Linked DNA regions of Homo sapiens: regions 2 and 3 are each linked to region 1. Evidence: chromatin contacts called from ENCODE Hi-C or POLR2A ChIA-PET data. All regions are on one chromosome and are shown on one strand. Each heading gives the region's core, a stretch centred on a gene start or an enhancer-like site at or near the end of the contact. The rest is flanking DNA. Distances are from core to core; before and after follow the strand shown. Region 1 holds the start of CIP2A (cellular inhibitor of PP2A). Region 2 overlaps GAP43 (growth associated protein 43). Region 3 holds the start of ZBTB11 (zinc finger and BTB domain containing 11).

The links. A loop is a pair of places that touch in the nucleus more often than their neighbours do. ChIA-PET counts read pairs that join two places held with the same protein, here RNA polymerase II (POLR2A). Pooled maps may share reads with other maps.
Region 2: a map with no recorded cell type shows a loop between it and region 1 (9-fold over the local background). The contact joins the enhancer-like site here to the promoter of CIP2A in region 1. A Hi-C loop is called at or near these places in 1 of 37 single-sample maps with no recorded cell type and 5 of 50 pooled maps. POLR2A ChIA-PET finds 5 or more read pairs at or near these places in 1 of 52 experiments (B cell).
Region 3: a pooled map shows a loop between it and region 1 (25-fold over the local background). The contact joins the promoter of ZBTB11 here to the promoter of CIP2A in region 1. A Hi-C loop is called at or near these places in 7 of 50 pooled maps.

Annotation. Positions count from the first base shown.
Region 1 is chr3:108,587,620-108,591,158 of GRCh38, reverse strand. It overlaps CIP2A (cellular inhibitor of PP2A), which reads left to right and starts at 1,721. Exons shown (of 21, transcript NM_020890.3): 1 at 1,721-1,885. The coding sequence starts at 1,784. DZIP3 (DAZ interacting zinc finger protein 3) reads right to left here and starts at 1,437. Exons shown (of 33, transcript NM_014648.4): 1 at 1,320-1,437. RefSeq lists an enhancer at 1,243-1,522.
Region 2 is chr3:115,657,310-115,660,848 of GRCh38, reverse strand. The region is part of intron 1 of GAP43 (growth associated protein 43); the gene reads right to left. Among named protein-coding and RNA genes, the nearest start is that of GAP43, 36 kb to the right of the region's middle. RefSeq lists silencers at 1,913-1,982, 2,163-2,392 and enhancers at 1,314-2,185, 2,186-3,058. Within about 2 kb of position 1,953, at least 35 of the 41 ENCODE cell types and tissues checked have a DNase peak (open chromatin) inside an H3K27ac peak, as active enhancers do; they include B cell, where a contact is called at or near this core.
Region 3 is chr3:101,675,569-101,679,107 of GRCh38, reverse strand. ZBTB11 (zinc finger and BTB domain containing 11) reads left to right here and starts at 1,976. Exons shown (of 11, transcript NM_014415.4): 1 at 1,976-2,503. The coding sequence starts at 2,194. It overlaps LOC124906262 (endogenous retrovirus group K member 5 Gag polyprotein), which reads right to left and starts at 2,663. Exons shown (of 3, transcript XM_047449415.1): 1 at 870-2,663. It overlaps ZBTB11-AS1 (ZBTB11 antisense RNA 1), which reads right to left and starts at 2,678. Exons shown (of 1, transcript NR_024407.1): 1 at 1-2,678. RefSeq lists an enhancer at 2,284-2,838 and a silencer at 2,555-2,924.

The sequences.
Region 1 (3,539 bases), core at 472-2,971:
TCTATCTAAAAACCTTTTCCCATAGAATATGGCTCCCTTTCTCAACTCCTTGAAGCATTTCCCCAAATGTTGCTTTCTTAATGAGGTCACCTTCCCATTTCCCTTATCAATTACCAACATTATTCTAGAGTAATAACGTCTATTTTTCTCTTTATATCATTTTCCTTACTTATTTATTGTGTTTATTATTTGGTTCCCTACCAAAATGTAAGTTGCATGCCAGTAGTATTTTTGTTTTTTTCACTGAGTCTATTGTGTCTAGAAAAGTGCTTAGCACATTGTAGATTCTCAATGAACTACTTATTGAATGAACAGTCCTATGAACCAGGTATCTCCCTTGGCCAGATTTTACCTAATGAAGATTCTGCAGCAGTGAGAACTTGCCTAGAGTCACATCGTCAAAGGTGGAGCTAGAATCTGTAAGCAACCTGGCTCTCTACTCTTTACCACTGCTGCATGTTACTGCATGGTGCCTCTCATTTATGTGGTGAATTTCAAAAGTACTATTTTGTATGTTTCCCTTACTAGACAGTTCCCTCGCAGCAGGGGATACTACTTCATCTCTGTTCCCTGACTGGCAGTTTCTAACCCATGTTACACGCTCTATAATTGTTTACGGAATGAATGAAAGCATAAATGAACACACAAGCTACCCAAAGATTTTTACATGAATGTCCCAACTGGTTAAATCATTTTTATCTTTCAGATTTAAACTTTTATAAAAAACAAAACCAAAACACCAAACCTGTCTTCAAAAATCTAGTAATTCAAAAAAATTCTTTTGAAGTGAAAAAACATGATTTCTGATAAACGATTTAATTAAATGGAAATGTACCCTATTCTTACAATTTCTACATCCTGGTTTTTAAAGCTTTATTCGACGTTAGGAAATATTAAGCAAAAAGCTCCAAAACCAGTAACTGACTCGCTTCATTACATACACATGCAATAATATTAAGCTATCTCCGATTTAAAAAACGCAAATAATAGTGCCATTTTCGTAGACATCGAGAATTATAAAACAATCAATCATGCCAGAGAGAAACAGACACCTTCACTTACAAAAACTGACGCTAACGAGTAACACCCTCCGGAGCAATACCTGGCCCAGGGTCAGCAGGAGGTAGTCTTCTCGAATAAATGTGACAAATACTTTGGTCAGGGCATGACTAATTTGCCACATAATGCCAATAGGTTGACTCTGAGAAACTACCATCCCCGGGCAGAAGGGGCGGGTGTAGGAGAGATTTAAAAACGAGGCCCCTCCCAGGCCGCCTCAAAATCTAGGGCCCAAGATTCTTCTCCTCAGAGCTCCTCACCGTGTCTAGACTAGGGGCAAGCGACCATTTCTCAGGTAGAGGATGACGCACAAACGAAAAACTGGCCATCCAACATGAAGGACGAGGAAGCGCACGAAATCAGAGCGCACAGCTGAGTGAGGAATCCCCCTTCTCCTAACCGATTCCTCTCCCGAGAAATCGCGAGATTTCTCGCCTTCACGGGATCTCAGGCCGAAACCTCGCGGCCTCTCAGACGAGGGTGGGTTAGCGGGGGCAGCTCCCAACCCCCGTCCTGGACCCACAAATCACCTCGACCCCTGGCCCACCCCGGCCGTCACCGAGAACGGTCCCCTAGGGTGCCTAGGGACTTCCGGAGCCCGACCGGATCCGGAAGCTTCTGAGAGCGAGGGGGTGGGGCCGAAAATCAAAAAAAGCGCGGCGAAAGCTAAAGGCCGGCGCACGCTGGGCGGTGGTGGTCCCTAAGCCGGGCCGCGGCCGGTGCAATGGACTCCACTGCCTGCTTGAAGTCCTTGCTCCTGACTGTCAGTCAGTACAAAGCCGTGAAGTCAGAGGCGAACGCCACTCAGCTTTTGCGGCACTTGGAGGTGAGAGGCTCTGGGGTAGAGGACAGATGGGGCTTCCCCTAGCAATTCTTATTTCACAGTGAGGCCGAGGAGTGGCGGCCCCAGCCTGGGAAAGAAAGGACAGTCCTTCGATCCCTCTGTTGTCTTTTCGTACTGGTAAAGGCTAGTGAGTGTCGGGGTTCCGCTGGCCGCAGCGAGAGGCAAGAGCGCTCACTGAAGGCTCTAGGAAAAGCGGGAGTGGGGCAAAAGGTTGGGAAGTTCAGGTTGTTTCGAGTAGGTAACGGAAAAAGCTCGGAACTTTATCTTTTCCTTTGCTTCTAGTTTTGGTTTTTCTACGAAACCAAGCCCTCAATACACAACTATTCTCAGTGACGGAAAGTCATGATTAAAACTTGGTTTTGCCCTTCGGTAATCTATAATTGAATTTGTTGCTTACTGCTCTTACTTGAACTCGGGTTGAACTCAAACTTGAAAAACATTATTTCAACATTAAGAAGCACTTCCCCTTCCTAGTAAGCGTAATCCTTTTTCTTTACCAAAATACATTGCTTACAGTTTTTTAATCTTAGAATGCTGAATTGCCTTTTTTTCTATTCTAGTGATATGTGTCCAGACGATTCCGTTTGTTTTAGGATCTTAATCTTCTGCTTTCATTTGTTTTGCATTTACGGAATTCAAACTAACATTGACCTCAGTTTAATTTTTTTAAAGCTCAATTAAGGCTTATTTTAACTCTCTGTGTCACAGCTTTCCTCTGTTAAGGTAGAATTGAACATAATTTTAAAATATATTGTATTATATTAACCCTATGATAAAAGACTAATGTGCCAAAAATTTGTAAAATATTACAGGAAAAAAATGATTTCCAGTAGTAGAGCAACAGCAGCTGTTAGTGAAGCTGCTGTTGTATTAAATGTGTCTGTCTTATCTTGAGCTTCACTGGTGCTCCTCTTTTCCCTACTTCAAGTGCCCATCTCCTAAGTACATTTGTTTTCTCTTTTTCATTCTTTATTTTAAGAAGTGCCTGCAAACCTAATAATTAAGGTGTTAGCTGTTAAATGCTTAAGGCTTTGCTTCTGAATTAGCATAGGCTCCAGAAGCCGCAGAATAAGCAGGGCAGTCCGTTTAATTTAAAAATCGGGAGTTAAGCATTTTGTATGCTATTCTGAAGCATTACCTTTCTTTGAATAAACAGGAAGGTTGTGCACTGAAAGAGATTTAAGGCACAGGGGCTTACACCTGTAATCCCAGCACTTTGGGAGGCCGAGGCGAGCGGATCACCTGAGGTCGGGAGTTTGAGACCAGCCTGACCAACATGCGAAACCCCGTCTCTACTAAAAATACAAAAATTACCTGGGCGTGGCGTCTCTCTGTTGTCCCAGCTACTCGGGAGGCTGAGGCTGGAGAATCGCTTGAACTCGGGAGGCTGAGGTTGCATAAGTAGAGATCGCTCCACTGCACTCCAACATGGGTGACAGAGTGAGACTCCGTCTCAAAAACAAAACAAAAAAAAAGAGAGACTTAAACAAAATATGGGATGGGGTCTTTACTGTATTCCTAAACTTTCAAGGGGTTTACATAAAACTCTTCTACCGTTGTTGCAAAGGTATGAAGAGCACTGGCTTCAGGTTACTACTAAAAAGGACTTTTTGTAATTAAGAGATAAAATACATAC
Region 2 (3,539 bases), core at 704-3,203, 7.1 Mb before region 1:
GATGCTGTCTACAGCCTAGCCGTTCCACATGTGGACCAGCAACATCTGCACCACTAAGGGCAGTTTGGGCTGGCAATGCAGACTGTCACCCCGCCCAGGCCCACTGAACCAATATCTCCATTTTAACAAATCTTTTGCACATTCAATGATGAAATATACTGGCCCACAACACTCAGACTAAACACACCCGTTCTGAGAAATCTACAGTTCTTTTTGAATATCTCTTTAAATGAAAAGTTTCAGACAGTTTCAGAGGTGCCTCTATTATAAAATTCAGAGAAATAATCAGCAGCAAGAAGGCCAGGCCTGACATATCCCAACCTGACTCCAACTTTATGAAAGTCTCTTCACTTCTCTGGATCTGTTTCTTTGTCTGTACATTAAGGGAGTTGACTAGGAGATTTAAGACAAACATTCAAAGTGTAAGTTTGAATTGTGTGCAAATGTATATATGTTCTGTTTCCCTATTTCTCTAGAAAAGAAACATCTAAGAAGTTATCTGTGATCTTATTCTAGTATCTGGAATGGTATTTATAGGTATATAATTATAGGTACATAATTACTGGGAATTTTGGAATATGTATACAACATGAGGATCTCCAAACTGAGAGAGCACCAAACTTCTCCGCTGGCCAGCCTCCCATGTGGCAATACCCTTGACTCTGTACAGTTAAGGATGACTTGACCTGCATGCCTCTATGAACTGTTAAATAAACCACCTCAACAGGAAAGCAGACACCATCCTTTAGGCATCTAATTCCTACCCTCTCAGAATGCAGTAACAAACCCTTCATGATTCAGCAAAAAGCTAAACATTCCCCCAAAGCCTCTGCGATGAAAAAAGTGAAAGATTCTAAAGAAATGTCTCCCTTCACAAGTTTTAAAGCCAAGTTTTTAGCTGTGTTGAAAATCTGAATGGAACTCACTGTCCTAGTTGCGGGGGAGGGGGCTGCTAAAAATAAATAAATAAGATACGCGAATCACTGTTATCCTCTACCACAGTTGGCTTCAACCTATTTAAAAAGAAAAAGAGGTCAGAAAACAGAGAGGGAAGGTTCTAACCCTCATGAGCTTCCTACACTCATCACTGGCAGATGCAGTATTGTCTCTCTACAGCTCGTCTACCCTCGTGGGTCTCTTCAGTCATCAGCTTTTAGGGATGGGGACCCATTCTGACCCTAAGAAGCTTGCTGCCTGACACCTTGCCCCTCTTCCCTTTTCTCTCTCTCTAATATTTTATTTTAATTTTTCGCTCTCCTTTCATGTGGACCTGAAGCCACTTACAGCCTGTGACAAAGCCCATCACATCGTAGTGTTTAATGTTCATTCACATTATTGAATGAATGAACAAATGCATGCTGGTGCCATGTGTTTCCAAGCGAAGAGGAAATCTCACACCAAGTCTAAATTTGGCCACGTCTACAATCATCTCACTTCTTTCCACCTGCTTCGTTTACCCTCCCCCCCGAAAAAGAAACTTGTGTGCAATTGTCTATAGAACCTGCATTTCATAGTGAGAAATGGAAAGTTCAAATGAAAAAGCCTAGAAAACTTTTTAAAAATAGTAATAATCATGAAAGGCCATTGTTTTCCAAATGGGGTCTCTGGCCTTCACTCCTCAGCTGTTTGTTCCTTCCTGTGCTGTCTTCTAAAGACAGAGCATTGCTGTTTAGTTTCCAAAGGTCCGCTTTTGCTGACAAAGAAACCTTCCTGCCGGCCGCTCTTCCACTCCCCTGGCCCTGTTAGAGAAAGAGGCGCAAACAGCCCGAAGAATGCTAAAGTGCTTTTTGCCGCCTCCAAGCAAGGAAAAAGTGGGCGGTACAAGAAGGTTACTTCCAATTGACCCAGCTTTCTCTCCTCTTCCCCACCCGCTGCTTAACCTTGGCTGACCCAGGGCTGCTCAGTCCCCGGAAGCAGGCTGCGGTTGCTGCTGCGGGTGGGAGCTGAAGGCGAGCGGGCCAAGAAGGGCGAAGGAGAGAGCCCGGCGCATCGCCCCTGGGTGCCCTCCTCCCGCGGAGAGACCTGGGGCCCTGGGCTGACGCTTTTGTTCTCCAAGCCCCTGAAAGAAGCAATTATCTCCCAAACAAGAGATTGTGGAGATTCGTTAAAAATGAAAGCGAACTCCCGGGTGTTCGGGGAGCAAGAGGCCTCCCCGGAGGTCTGCGGAGTTGGAGGAGGAGCCCCGCGGACCCCAAGCGCCGTGTCGCTGCCTCTGGGGGGCTCTCCGTGCAGCGGGCGGAGGCCGCGCCACGCCCTGCGGTCCCCAGGGTCTCAGCGGCTGAGGCCACGCCCGCAGCACGGCCGCGAGCCCGCGCGGGTGGGGGCGCAGAGAGCCGGTGACTGACGGCAGCCGGGGAGAAACAAAGAGATGAGATCACACTGCAGAGCCGCCGAGGGAACGCCTAAAGAAGGCAGAAAATGAGACGCGAAAAGGGCCTCATGGAGTCAGAACGCAGAAGGTGGGGTAGGAAGGCCAAGGCAGAGAAACGAAGCCCTGACTTGGAGAAGGGAAACCAGGCAGTTTGTAAGCCCAAGAGTAAGAAGCAAAGTGGGGAGAAGGAAGACAAGCCAGAACCAGCCCTACTTAGGAAAAAAAAACCAAAAAAGTTTGCTTCAACCCTCTCCTCTCCTCTGCTGCCCGTCACGTTGTTCTCTAAACTCTGATGATTTGTGTCAGTTCTTTACATCGTATTTTGTTTTGTTTGAGTCTGGGGTCTAAGGATGGGCTTCAGAGTATCCCTGAAGTAGTGTGCAGTATGTTTGGTTTATATGATTATTTCAGTGTTGAATGCTCATAGCTTTTTTATATGTCTAAGGTATGTAATACCCCGAAGAAGGTTAACTGTTTCTAGGCCGCACCATTGTGGAAAAGAAAAAACAAATAGAAAACAGCTAACATGGAAATGTTACCAGGGATGAGGAATTTAGTAATACCTTGTCTCTTTGGTTAATCAGATTAATACCAGTCATCTAATCAAAATAAACATTTTTGGCTGGGTACGGCGGCTCACGTCTGTAATCCCAGAACTTTGGGAGGCAGAGGTGGGGAGGATTGCTTGAGCTCAGGAGTTCGAGGCTAGCCTGGACAACATAAGGCAATTGTGTCTACAAAATATATTATTTCATATATTATTAATATATGTTACATTGGTTTTGCCTGGGGCTCCTTGAGGCAAGTCACCAAAGGAGCAAGGCCAAATCTCATCACATAAGATTATTAACTAGAAAAGACTAATTTGTTCTAGGGCCATACTTGTACCTGATAGCTTCTCACCCAACTGTAAGTTGATTAAGGGCAGTGACCTTATCTGGTTTGTCATTTTAACAGCAGCTCCTAGCATAGTCCGTGGGACTTAGCAGGTACTGAAAAAATATTTGCGAAAGAAATTAATGAATTAACAAGTGAAAGATAGTCTTCTCCCCATCTCCCCATAAACTGATCAATACCCAAGAGGCCCGGGATCAGTTTCACCATCTGGTGGTAACTATGGGTAGTTGAACAAAATCTCACCCAGTGTTCCTTTCTTCGTCCTGGGGGT
Region 3 (3,539 bases), core at 727-3,226, 6.9 Mb after region 1:
AATGTTGGCTTTTAATAAAGTGGAGCTGCCCATTGTCATTACCCTTGGGTCTTAGGTAACCTGGGACCCAGAAGAAGCTAGAAATAAACACTACCTGTTCTCACTACAGCAAGTTTAGCTTTACTCAGGAAGACAATTTGACCACTGGGAAAGCATTTTATTAAAACGTTTGTTTCTATTGGCCCAAAGGATAATGCGTGCATCAGTAGGCTTCTCAGTGCTTACAGGTGGTGTTTTGGCAAAAACTGAGTGGAGGGATTTTTTTAACTCTTCTACAACCTAGCTGTATTGTTTGCAGATTTGAATGTATTCACTTAATATATTAAATATTTAATATTAAATATCAATTAACTTAAAATGTTTAGTTTTTTTATTTTTTTGAGACGGAGTCTCCCTCTGTCACCCAGGCTGGAATGCAGTGGCACAATCTCGGCTCGCTACAACCTCTGCTTCCCGGGTTCAAGCGATCCTCCTGCCTCAGCCTCCCGAGTAGCTGGGACTTCAGGCCCAGTAGAGACAGGGTTTCACCATGTTAGCCAGGATGGTCTCCATCTCCTGACCTCGTGATTTGCCCGCCTCGGCCTCCCAAAGTGCTGGGATTACAGGCGTGAGTCACCGCGCCCGGCCAAAATATTTAAAGACAGTATGACAGGAGAGTGGGGTTGGCCTGACACGTAGACCAGCCTCCTGGGTTCGCAGAGGGTGCATTTGGTCTTCTGCTCTCACTGCCCGACCCCATGGGGGAAAGAGGTGCATCTCCATTTTTAAATTCCTCCTTTGAGCTATAGTGGCAAACTCAGCAACTAAGTAGATCCCAAGCCTGGTAGTTTCTTTTTTCTTCTGGGCCTTGAGAGCTCATGTCCCCGCACCTGGAATCTTTCAAGGATGTCCGGGCCATCCGGGAATTACTGCGTGTGCACACACACAAAAACACGCCCCTAACACCAGAGGCTGGCTGTATGATTCTGTTTTCGAGCCTACTGTATTCACCTGTCTGCCCGTCAGCTACTTCTAGGAGCGTCAAAGGGCCTCACCCAGAGACTACAGACCCTCCGGTGGAGAAGTGTACTAGGCCGTGTCTGCAGCTGGAGCCCTCGGCCTGAAATGTTCTGGCTTTAGCAAAGCGGCGACAGTGTCCAACCCCAGTCCCCGAGGAGGGATGTCAGCCCTGGGCCCCTGTGAGCGCTGCAGATTCGTCCCAGGAAAGGGTGACCGGGGTCGCTGCTCCGGGATTACCAGCTAAATACCTGTATTAGCATCCTCAGCACGCACTGGGAGACGCAGCTCAAGTCCGCTCCCCTTCTTGCACCCTCATATATATTTGGTGCAAAATGGAGAACCTTTTCCCCTACGTTTGTGTAAAAATATATGTAAATAAAGCCTTAAAATAGTGTTACCGACCCCCTTTTCCACTCGCAATAACATTGACTATAAATGCTGATAATTCCAAAAGAATCTCGACTCTTCCTTGAGTAGTCTGGAGCTAGCAGGTGCAAGTTTAGAAACAATAACTCATCACTGAGGGAGGCACTGAAAATTTTATAACTGTTAACTGGAATCTAAATTTCCATGTAAATGGGCTGTCTCTGGTCCCGTGTCAAGAGACTAATATTTTTCCAGAAGCCTGAAAATATGCTTTTATGATGTTGGGAGTCTCAAACGTAAAAACGGACTCCTAACCCTCTGGATGTTTCGGCTGAACTCTCAACTGTCCACCAGCTCCCCCTACACGTGGCTCCTTAGAAAGCGTGGAAAAGGGAAAAATGAAAAGAGAAACTGCCAGGACTTAAGATGTCTGCTTAAAGACTCCCTCGAACTGCAGTGAAGGGTCCTACCCGCTTCCAAAATGTCCACCCGCATTCCTGACGTCACTGGATCGGCTCCATCAAGCCAGAAAACGAGAGTGCGCTCCAATCAGGGCTCAGTCCCCGCCCTTGCCTTGCGTCACTTCCGGTGGTGCAGCAGCCATTTTGTCAGTCGCCAGCGGATCCCGCGCGCTGGAGAAGTGCAGTTCCCCCTGGTTACCAACTCGCCCGCTTTTCCTTCGGACTAAGGGAGCCGTCGAAGAGCGCTCGCCAAAGGCGCAGCCGTTTCTCCCTACGGTGCCGCCGCTCCTCCTGCAGCCGCCCGTAGGTAGCGGGCCGTTTTCCTCACCTGTCCCTGACAGGCGCCCTCAGGGAGCCGCGGTCCGCGATGTCAAGCGAGGAAAGCTACCGGGCCATCCTGCGTTACCTGACGAACGAGCGCGAGCCGTATGCGCCGGGCACCGAGGGCAATGTCAAGCGTAAAATCCGAAAAGCTGCCGCCTGCTACGTGGTGCGCGGCGGGACTCTGTATTACCAGCGGCGGCAGCGGCACCGCAAGACCTTCGCGGAGCTGGAGGTGGTGCTGCAGCCGGAGCGACGCCGGGACCTCATCGAGGCGGCGCACCTGGGTCCCGGCGGCACTCACCACACCCGGCATCAGACCTGGCACTACTTGTCCAAGACGTACTGGTGGCGAGGTGAGACCTAGCCCGCGGCGAGGGGGCGGGCTGGCGACTCGTTGCCTGGGCAAGGCTCGCTGGCGAGGCCTATGCGTACCCACGAGTCGGAGGGTCTCGGACGCCTCTGGGCGGCGGAGCTGCTGCCAGGCGGAGCCGAGAGGGTGGGGGACGCGAAAGGAGCCGCACTTCCCACAGGAAGGAGGCCGGCGAAGCTGGGGGCGGGCCCTGGCCCTGGGTGGGACCAAGGGGGCTTCCCCGGAGGCCGGGCCAGCCGCGGGGAGGGGCCGGACGCCTGGGCTGCGCCAGGTCCGCCTCCTTGGGCGGCCCCTTGAGGCTGTAGGCCCCGGCCCTCTGGAGGTGGCGTGTGGCTCGCGGCAGTGGAGGCTGCGGGGTGCACGTTTTCGACTGTGCTGACGTTTGGAAGGGGGGACGAGTCACCCGAAGCCGGGTCTCCCGTTTCTTTAGTGCTGCGCTTGGGTTTTGGCGAGCGAGTATGAGCTGCTCTGGACACATTCGCTAGTGTTCCTCAAATTTTGCCGCTGCTGCGTAAATAAGGAATAATACAATTATTTGCAGAAGTGATAAGGAGTGATTGAGAAATCGCCTTGAGCGTTTTTTTTTAAGAACAAGAAGTAAATGTAAAAGATATCAGTTACTGTTTTTGTTGTTTGGTTTTGCGGGGGCGGGGTGTTTGAGTAGACACGGGTCTCGCCTCGTTCCCCAAGCTGGTCTCCATCTGGCCTCAAGCCATCCTCCCGCCTCGGCCTCCCAAAGTGTTGGGATTTCAGGCATGAGCCACGGCGCCCAGCTTGATATTCGTAACTCTGAATGTTTTAATAATCTTTCCCCTAATGATGTGAAAAACGCGTTTGGGAACTGTGTAGCATTGTATATACGCAGAAAAGGTACGATTACTGTGACTTTTTGATTGTCAAAAAATACAGCTCTGAAGTTACTTGACTCCTTGGGAACCAGTTGTAAGGGAGGATAGCAAGTGTCCTTGGCTTCTTAACCATCTTCACTCTCCACAGTTAATGAATATTCAAACTGTCAG